2 separate regions of the Mus musculus genome follow, and region 1 is linked to region 2. A link is a loop called in an ENCODE intact Hi-C map of the cell type or tissue named here. Cell type or tissue: left cerebral cortex. All regions are shown on one strand. Each heading gives the region's core, and the rest is flanking DNA. Links, peaks and the distances in the headings are about the cores only.

What was found. Hi-C counts contacts between places; a loop is a spot of excess contacts. Peaks named below come from ENCODE experiments on the same cell type or tissue, not always from the same donor. Only the 100,000 strongest peaks of a DNase experiment are listed, where the experiment ranks them.
Region 1: it touches region 2 in a loop (17-fold over the local background); 11 of 42 quality-filtered maps call a loop at or near these places.

Annotation. Positions count from the first base shown.
Region 1 is chr6:70,215,570-70,220,957 of GRCm38, forward strand. It overlaps Gm46962 (a long non-coding RNA gene), which reads right to left and starts at 5,135. Exons shown (of 3, transcript XR_001785275.1): 1 at 5,076-5,135; 2 at 3,827-3,879; 3 at 3,277-3,723. It also overlaps Igk, Igkv6-25 and Igkv8-24. In left cerebral cortex, for the core only: a CTCF peak has its summit at 2,747 (motif pointing right); no DNase peak of the experiment used is centred there.
Region 2 is chr6:70,371,495-70,376,882 of GRCm38, forward strand. It overlaps Igk and Igkv6-17. Among named protein-coding and RNA genes, the nearest start is that of Gm46962, 150 kb to the left of the region's middle. In left cerebral cortex, for the core only: no CTCF peak of the experiment used is centred there; DNase peaks (open chromatin) are centred at 491 and 3,856.

The sequences.
Region 1 (5,388 bases), core at 219-5,218, 160 kb before region 2:
CCATTAGATAAGACATTTTGGATTCTAACATTTGTATCATGAAGTCTTTGTATGTGTAAGTGTATACACATTATCTGTTTCTGTTTGCAGGTGTTGACGGAGACATTGTGATGACCCAGTCTCACAAATTCATGTCCACATCAGTAGGAGACAGGGTCAGCATCACCTGCAAGGCCAGTCAGGATGTGAGTACTGCTGTAGCCTGGTATCAACAAAAACCAGGGCAATCTCCTAAACTACTGATTTACTGGGCATCCACCCGGCACACTGGAGTCCCTGATCGCTTCACAGGCAGTGGATCTGGGACAGATTATACTCTCACCATCAGCAGTGTGCAGGCTGAAGACCTGGCACTTTATTACTGTCAGCAACATTATAGCACTCCTCCCACAGTGCTTCAGCCTTCTACATAAACATCCTTGAGAGTTTAAACAGCTGTGTACACCACATACAGCTCTGGTTATGCACACTTCTCCATTCAGCCTTAGAGGTGCCATGTCTGAAATGCTGACGAAAAAGTTTACAGAGCCCAGTAAAAAATAATGTGTTCAATGCTTCTTATGTCTTTTGGTATAAAACTTTTATACACCAAAATGCAGGAAAAAACTCCACAGTATTGTTTTTCTATTCCTTCTGCAACATATTCTGTAATAACCTCAAACCTGTTGACTGAATATAAGGCATACATTTTTTTATAGATCCACACATCTGGTATCTAATGTAAAACCCTATGGGGTGTTGTAGTAATATTGTAAACATAAAGATAATTAAATAAAAGGATTACAAATAAAAGAGTCAGAAAAGAAAAAGAAAAGTCAGGAAAAAAGATGGATAACATTAAGGAAGTAAGAAAACCTCCTAGGAACTAGAAAACACAAGAAAAATGTTTCTATATATTTGTAACAAAAACATAGTTTGCAACATCAGCACAACAGCCCATAGAGCCTTGGGTCTTACATTAGATACCAGATGTGTAGTGTTATGAAAAAATAAATCCCTTATATTCAGTCAATAGCTTTGTGGTTGTTACAGAATATGTTACAGAAAGAATAGAAAAGCAATACAGTGGATTTTTTTCTGCATTTTTGTGTATAGACTTTTTATACCAAAAGACATAAGGAGCATTGAACACATTATTTTTTACTGGGCTCTGTAAACTTTTTCGTCAGCATTTCAGACATGGCACCTCTAAGGCTGAATGGAGAAGAGTGTATAACCAGAGCTGTGTGTGGTGTACACAGCTGTTTAAACTCTCAAGGAGGTTTATGTAGAAGGCTGAAGCACTGTGGGAGGAGTGCTATAATGTTGCTGACAGAAGTAATCTGCCAGGTCTTCAGCCTGCACACTGCTGATGGTAAGAGTGAAATCTGTCCCAGATCCACTGCCTATGAAGCGATCAGGGACCCCAGATTCCCTAGTGGATGCAAAGTATACCAGAAGTTTAGGAGACTGTCCTGGTTTCTGCTGGTACCAGGCCAAATAGTTCTTTTGATTGCTACTATTTAAAAGGCTCTGACTGGACTTGCAGCTCATAGTGACCTTCTGTCCTACTGACATAGCCAGGGAGGATGGAGACTGTGTCATCACAATGTCTGCACAGGCACCTGCAATAATTAATAGGCAGTGAAAATGCATAGATACACAAACATAGATTATAACAACAGTCGATATTTTTCATTTAAATGTCCTTATCATAATGTCAAAAATTTATTATGTAAGAAATATTACACACTGGCACATATTGCAAATTTCTTACCACAAAGATGAAACTTTGAAAAGGTTTTAATACTTTAAATTTCTTACCAGATACCCAGAGCAGAAGAAACATGAGGACCTGGGTCTGTGATTCCATCTTGCTGCCCAGCCTGTCTGATGCTGTTGAGACACAGTGCAAAGGCTTGGTTTATAAATTCTGAGCAGCTGGGCTGGGCTGTTGGAACCCATGCAAAGCAGATAGAAAATATCAAAGCAAATAATGCCTGGTCAGTGTTCATGAGTGCTTGGAGTCAATCAACAGGCAAAAATGCCATCAGAGAGAGCATAAGAAAACACTGAAAGTGATTGGCTTCCTCATCACCAACAGAAATCTACTACAGAAACTAGTAGGTTTGGGTTAAAATCTAAGACATACTTAAATCAGGTGACTTTTGTAGAAATTTTAGGAGACCTATCTCAGGTTGACCATTCTAGAAAACATAATAAGCTGAGAGAAATCACAAGGATATAAGAAAAAACAAAACAAAACAGAGTATGAAAATGTCCTATAAAAGATAGCAATCGGTAGGAAGGGAAAGAGGAAAGTCAAAAAATATTGAAGCTAAATTTGTTCATTGTCTCCAATCTCCAAATCGACTCTTCTAATGAGAATATGAACAGTGCCTCAGACAGTAGGGCCCCAAATTCCAAAATAAACATGTGACAGAGATGTGAGGAGAAGCCCAACTTAGCTCTGTGGAAATCCTGTGGGACATGAATTTAAGCCTAGGATCAGTGAATATTTAGTCTCAAAGTAAAAGCAAACCCCACAGAAAGTAACATGTTTCCTACAACTTCAGGGAACTTACAAGGGGTTCTAATTTTTGCAGAAATGGTGGAGAATAAAATAAACAAGGTTTCTTTACCTCATCATGCCTGGACACCAGCAACACTGAAAGGGTCTATTGCACAAAGGCATATTTTAGAGAATTCTAGAAATTTGCAGGATTAAAGCTGTCTAAATATGGTCATGCTAACTCTTCAAAAAGTTCACCAGAAGGGGGCACAGCCACACTAAATCAAATAATGAATTTACAGGCCCAACAGATCATATCAGAGATTGTTCACATCCAAAGGGGGGGAATGTTTGAGTTTAAAGGAAGATCAGTCACAATAACAGACATGAAATAACAAAATATCATAAAAAAGAATAAGATTCACATCTGTATCCCAGAACTAGGAACATAGAAGCAGGAGAACCATGAGATTATGGCCAGCCTGTGGTACATGACAAGTTCTAGACCAGTCTAATCTATGTATGGAGACAAGCTGTCCAAATGTACATCATTAGTCAAATGGTCAAAAGACATCTCACGATATTTTATATCCAAAGCAAACTGTTCATCTGATATTAATGTGCTAATATTAAGCCAGAACATTATTGAAATCAAATATGCATTTAATAAATATGCATTTTCTTCTATTTTACACTAAATATATAATTTTATATAGCAATTTTTCAGGAATAAAACATTAAGTGATTTGTGATAAGCATGTTCAGATTTCATTTATAAACTGCATAAATGACAACATAATACAGAGATGGTTTGTGGGTTAAGAAAGCAACTAATCTCTGTTTTTTGAAGGCCTGGTAGTCCCTGGATACAGGTATAGCTGGTAGTCTCCTGATGGCAGCAGGTCACTGGGATTGAAGGTAGAGATGTTTTTCCTGAGTGGTAGCTGGCTTGCAGGGAAGCAGGTAGAGCTGGTAGTCATTGATAAATTCAGGCCTCTGGATGTCCCGGGTTGCAACATCCCTCGGGGAATAGAAGCATTGCAGGTAGTCCCTGATGGCTTGCAGGCCTTCCATGATTGCCAGTAGAGGTGTGAACCAGAAGATGGAACACAAAGAGGATAGGGCATACCTCACAGCTGCTTGTTTTGCTGGAGGAAAGGTTTGGTAATTGGCATAAGGGAGCTCACCTGGATGTCCTAGGTGGCAGCAGAAGTCCAGGGAAGCAGGCAGAGCTGTGGGCCAGGACATGAATAAAGTGCAGAGGGGATAGGAGGAACTCACTGCTGGATTTTTCTTACGGGACCAACAGGCAAGGAATTGGTTAAGGAGTCTTACTTGGTGGCCCCTGATGGCTGCAGGCTTCCAGGATGGCAGGTAGAGTTTTGGACCTGAAAATGGAGCACAGTAGGAAAAGTACAGATCTCATAGCTACTAGGCATGCTAGAGGACCCAGGGGATGGGAAAGAGGATAGGGGTAGAGGAGAGCCTAGCATGACTGTCCTCTGAGAGGATCCACCCAGCAGCTGAACAAAACAGATGCAGAGACCAGTAAACAAACATTAGACACAGTTCAGAGTCTTGTGAAAGAATTAGAGGAAGGAAAAAGGGAACCAGAGGCGATCAGGACTCCATAAGAAGACCAACAGAGTCAACTAAACTTGTCCGTTGGGGAGCTCCCAGAGACTGAATAGACATCGAAACAGCACTCATGGGCTGAACCTAGCACCTTCCTAAGCATCCCACACACATATGTAGCAGATGTATAGCTTTGTATTTCTAAGTACCCCAACAACTGCAGCAAGAACTCTCCCTGACTCTGTTGCCTGACTATAAACCCTGTTCCCTTAACTGGTCTGCCTTGTCTGAGCTCATTGAGAGAGGATGTGCCTAGTCCTGTGACTTGATGTGTTATAGTGGCTTGGTACGCAGGGTGTGTTAAGGACCTCCCCTTTCTCAGAGGAGAAAGGGATGGGTATATGGGAGAAGAAGCTGTGTAAGGTGGACTCTGGGAGGTGAGGAGTCTGAGATTGGGATGTAAACTTAATTAATTAATTAATTAATGAACAAAATAGTTCCCAATCACAAACTGAAGAATATACCAGATGAGCAACAATCCCCATCAATGTCTAATAAGATGTCATGTCTTCTCAATCCTCGATAAACTTTATACTTTCCTTTGTGATAGCCCAGTGATCTCAGACTGTGTTCTCATGTCATTTACTGCTGCTCATTCAGATTGGACACATGGAGACAGGGGTCTAACAAATCCAAAGACTCCTGCAGTTAAACATGAGCTTCTCATAATATATAAGGGGAGAGCATAGGGACTTGGAAGGTAAAATTTCCATGTTCTTCTGTGTATAACCACAAAAGCCTGACAACCTTATTTACTGCTTTTCCCACAAATATGTTTTCCACAATATGTCCCAGGGCTTTCAGTTCCTTGGACTGTGGTTCAAAATACACTACAAACCAGCTGACTCAAAATAACACAGATGAATTTCCTCCTTTTCCATTCATCTGTCATGCCTATAGGCCTAGGGGAATTCACTCTGAAATGCAAAATATACTTGTCAATACAAACCTGAATTTGGCTTTGCTGTTGAATTACGTATCTCTTACTCGCTGGATGAATGGCTGTGGCTACCCAATATCTGTGAGAGAAAATAGTAGATATTGGAGGATATTTTTATAATTCAGTTCGGGGCCATGGGTGTGGGGCAAGGAGGGGAGTGGGAGAGAAGCCATGTCCAGCCAGAGTTCCAGTGCTCTGGGCAGGAGGACTTGGAGGACTGCAGCGTGCTTTCCATGTGCCCCGGGTGGATATCTGGCTGTGTTAAACCACTGACCCCATCTCAGTAGGTGGTGGACAAGGAACCACCCTAGCACCAGGTTCT
Region 2 (5,388 bases), core at 66-5,065:
ATTCGTGTTTCTCTGGTTGTCTGGTGAGACATGTAAAACTTTTATAATATCTTAAAAGTAATTCATTTAAATATCTATTTCCTATAAGAAGCCAATATTAGGCAGACAATGCTATTAGATAAGACATTTTGGATTCTAACATTTGTATCATGAAGTCTTTGTATGTGTAAGTGTATACACATTATCTGTTTCTGTTTGCAGGTGTTGACGGAGACATTGTGATGACCCAGTCTCACAAATTCATGTCCACATCAGTAGGAGACAGGGTCAGCATCACCTGCAAGGCCAGTCAGGATGTGAGTACTGCTGTAGCCTGGTATCAACAGAAACCAGGACAATCTCCTAAACTACTGATTTACTCGGCATCCTACCGGTACACTGGAGTCCCTGATCGCTTCACTGGCAGTGGATCTGGGACGGATTTCACTTTCACCATCAGCAGTGTGCAGGCTGAAGACCTGGCAGTTTATTACTGTCAGCAACATTATAGTACTCCTCCCACAGTGCTTCAGCCTCCTACACAAACCTCCTTGAGAGTTTAAACATCTGTGTACACCACACACAGCTCTGGTTATGCACACTTCTCCATTCAGACTTAGAGGTGCCATGTCTGAAATGCTGACGAAAAAGTTTACAGAGCCCAGTAAAAAATAATGTGTTCAATGCTTCTTATGTCTTTTGGTATAAAACTTTTATACACCAAAATGCAGGGAAAAAACTCCACAGTATTGTTTTTCTATTCCTTCTGCAACATATTCTGTAATAAAAGGCTCTGACTGGATTTGCAGCTCATAGTGACCTTCTGTCCTACTGACATAGCCAGGGAGGATGGAGACTGTGTCATCACAATGTCTGCACAGGCACCTGCAATAATTAATAAGCAGTGAAAATGCATAGATAAAAAACATAGATTATAACAACAGTCGATATTTTTCATTTAAATGTCCTTATCATAATGTCAAAATTTATTATGTAAGAAATATTACACACTGGCACATATTGCAAATTTCTTACCACAAAGATGAAACTTTGAAAAGGTTTTAATACTTTAAATTTCTTACCAGATACCCAGAGCAGAAGAAACATGAGGACCTGGGTCTGTGATTCCATCTTGCTGCCCAGCCTGTCTGATGCTGTTCAGACACAGTGCAAAGGCTTGGTTTATAAATTCTGAGCAGCTGGGCTGGGCTGTTGGAACCCATGCAAAGCAGATAGAAAATACCAAAGCAAGTAATGCCTGGTCAGTGTTCATGAGTGCTTGGAGTCAATCAACAGGCAAAAATGCCATCAAAGAGAGCATAAGAAAACACTGAAAGTGATTGACTTCCTCATCACCAACAGAAATCTACTACAGAAACTAGTAGGTTTGGGTTAAAATCTAAGACATACTTAAATCAGGTGACTTTTGTAGAAATTTTACGAGACCTATCTCAGGTTGACCATTCTAGAAAACATGATAAAATATGCTGAGAAAAATCACAAGGATATAAGAAAAAAAAAAGAGTATGAAAATGTCCTATAAAAGATAGCAATCGGTAGAAAGGGAAAGAGGAAAGTCAAAAAATATTGAAGCTAAATTTGTTCATTGTCTCCAATCTCCAAATCGACTCTTCTAATGAGAATATGAACAGTGCCTCAGACAGTAGGGCCCCAAATTCCAAAATAAACATGTGACAGAGATGTGAGGAGAAGCCCAACTTAGCTCTGTGGAAATCATGTGGGACATGAATTTAAGGCTAGGATCAGTGAATATTTAGTCTCAAAGTAAAAGCAAACCCAACAGAAAGTGACATGTTTCCTACAACTTCAGGGAACTTACACAGGGTTCTAATTTTTGCGGAAATGGTGGAGAATAAAATAAACAAGCTTTCTTTACCTCATCATGCCTGGACACCAGCAACACTGAAAGGGTCTATTCCACAAAGGCATATTTTTAGAGAAGTCTAGAAATTTGCAGGATTAAAACTGGCTAAATATGGTTATGCTCACTCTTCAAAAAGTTCACCAGAAGGGGGCACAGCCACACTAAATCAAATAATGAATTTACAGGGACCAACAGATCATAATATCAGAGATTGTTCACATCTGAAGGGGGGGGAAATGTTTGAGTTTAAAGGAAGATAAGTCACAATAACAGACATGAAACAACCACCTGAATTCAGGTTAGTGAATTATGAAAATATATATGAGATGAATTGTAAATCTAGTATTATGTGTAAAGTACAAGAAACAGAAAAGTAAACAAAATATCATAAAAGAATAAGATTCACATCTGTATCCCAGAACTAGGAACACAGAAGCAGGAGAACAATGAAATTATGGCCAGCCTGTGGTACATAACAAGTTCTAGACCAGTCTAATCTATGCATGGAGTCAAGCTGTCCAAATGTACATCATTCGTCAAATGGTCAAAAGATAGCTCAAGAAAAATGAAGACTGAAGTGTGGACACTATGCCCCTCCTTAGAAGTGGGAACAAAACATCCTCGGAAGGAGTTACAGAGACAAAGTTTGGAGCTGAGATGAAAGAATGGACCATGTAGAGACTGCCATATCCAGGGATCCACCCCATAATCAGCTTCCAAACGCTGACACCATTGCCCCCACAAATCTCAGAGACCAGTCCTTTACATGTATATGGGGCCACAAGATTATGAAGGGCAGACGGTCTGAAAAGTATATGGCCTTGAGAAGAAGGTAAAATAGCCTTTCATAGATGTTACCATAGCATTGAGACTGCTTGATTTGGGAAGTCTGTCAGTAAGTTTCAGGTAAATGCTTAATACAATGAGAACCTATGGGACAATTGTCACCATGAGTTTATGTTTTCACTGGGTATATTTTAGTCAGTGTTGTATTAACACACAAAGAGGAGAAAATGTGGAGACTGTCTATAAGTTCTGCTCCAGGTGAACTTTTATGGTATTTTTCTTGTCATTATCAGAAATAAGTAGAATGATATTCATTATAATGCCTGGAACTGCAAGCCTGTTCAAGAGACTGCATGGGGTGGTCATAAAACCTAAGAAAAAACCTACCATTGTTTGTTTAGCTGCTTTGTTTTTCTTTTATTTGTTTTATCTTGCTTGCTGAATGGGGATGGCATCAAACTGCTTTGTAGATCTGTATATTTAAACCCATAGAATGGTGCTATTCTTAACATTCATCCTAGAAGACTTTTTTCAGTAGATACTGGTTAAGGCAGAGTACAGAATTAGTGAAAGTACAGAAAGTATATGACTGTGAAATTCCTTAAAAGGAATGTTCCCCCATCCCCATTTTAACAAAGCAGAGATAGTCATGGAACAAGAGACAGAAAGAACATAAGATACAAGTATTGTGGTGAATGCTGTGAAATAGCATCTTCTAGACATAACATGGCCATTATTCCTATGAGCAAACTGCCACCGCAGTTATTTGCACAAGATTTGACTCATCACCATTTCATCAAGCAAGGGGAAGGGGTGCATGTGTTCTTACTCTTCGTAGAATATCTGGGTAACAATGGACGCTAGGGAAAGGAGGGGGTTATTCTCTATGTGCTATAATCATATTCCAGAAATAATGTGTACTCATGAAGCATTCATAATTAAATTCAGAAGAAACAACAAAAAAGTCAGCAAATTAGAAGAGGCTATTTTGAGAAGGCTTTACCAGGAGACTGGAAAGGAAAATAAAAGAAAACAGAGGCTAAATGCTCAAACACAATACATACATGCATGTCAAATATAAATTTTCTATATAAATTCTGAAGCATATTGTTTCATATATGCAACTGGTACACTCTAGCAATTTGGTAACATACACAGGGTTGTGTAAAAGAACTCTTGGTTTCCTTACTTGAAGATGTCTGGCACTGGAATCATGTTATCCCCATGGCATGCAGCCAAGCAGCAATTTCAATCTTCTTTAAAATGATTGTCTCCAAGTAGGCCTGTGGTAACCAGTACACAGTTCTCCCAGTCTGCCCCTCCATCTACAACTGGTGAAGATCCTGCTCCTAGAAACCAAAGCTTGCCTGTCTCTCAGGAGGTTCACCCCAACCAGGAACACAGGAGGTCTACCCTAACCAGGAACACTATAGGTATGTTCTAACCAAGGACAAAGGAGGCCCTCCCTAACCAGAGACAGCACTGCTTGCCTCCAAGGAGGCATACTCTAACCCAGGTCACAGAGCTCTACATAGCTCCAGTCAGAGACACTCAGACTAGTTAACACCAGAAAAAAACATATGACCAGAGACAAGCACAAGAACATAAACAACAGAACCCAATACAATCCAGCCTCATCAGAACCCAATTTTCCCACCACAGCAAGCCCTGGATATTCTAACACACCTAAAAAGCAAGATTCTGACCTAAAATCCCATCTCATGAAGATGATAGAGGCCTTTAAAGAGGATATAAATAACTCCATTAAAGAAATACAGCAAAATACAGGCAAAACAGGTAGAAGCCCTTAAAGAAGAAACAAATCCCTTAAAGACATACAAGAAAATACAATCAAGCCAGTGAAGAAATTGAACAAAACTCAAAGACATAAAAATGGAATTAGAAACAATAAAAGAAACCGCAAGGAACCCTGGAGATAGAAAACATAAGAAAGAGGTAGGGAGCTACAGATGGTGGTTGAAAGGTTTTTGTTGTTTATCATTTGCTTAGTATTCTCTTCTTTTCTATACATTTTAAATTTTACTTAATCTTTTTTTATTACACTCCAGATTTTATCCCCCTCTTGGTCCACCCCTCTCACTATTCCCCATCTCATTCCTCCTCCCCAACCCCCCTTTCTCCACAAAGATGTGCCCACCCTCACTAGCCTCTAAACTCTCTAGGGCTTCCAGTCTCTTGAGGGTTAGTTGCATAATCTCTGACTGAACCCAAACCCTGCAGTCCTCTAAGATATATATATATATATATATATATATATATATGTTGTGGGCCTCATATGCTGTCTGGTCGGTGTTGCAATGTCTAAGAGGTCTTGGGGGTCCAGGTTAGTTGAGACTGTTGATCACCCTCCTCCTTAGCTCCTCTCAGCGTTTCTCTAATTTAACCACAGGGGTCAGGAGATTCTGTTCATTGGATGGGTGAAAATATCTACATCTGACTCTTTCAGCTGCTTGCTGGGTCTTTCAGAGGGCAGTCATGATAGGTCCCTTTTGTGACCTTTCCATAGACTCAATAATAGTGTCAGGCCTTGGGACCTCTCCTTGAGCAGGATTCCACTTTGGAACTGTCACAGGATCTCCTTTTCCTCGGGCTCCGCTCCATTTTTGTCCCTGCAGTTCTTTTAGACATGAACAATTATGAGTTTTACTGTGGGATGGTAACCCCATCCCTCACCTGATGCCCTGTCTTTCTATGAGAGGTGGACTCTACAATTTCCT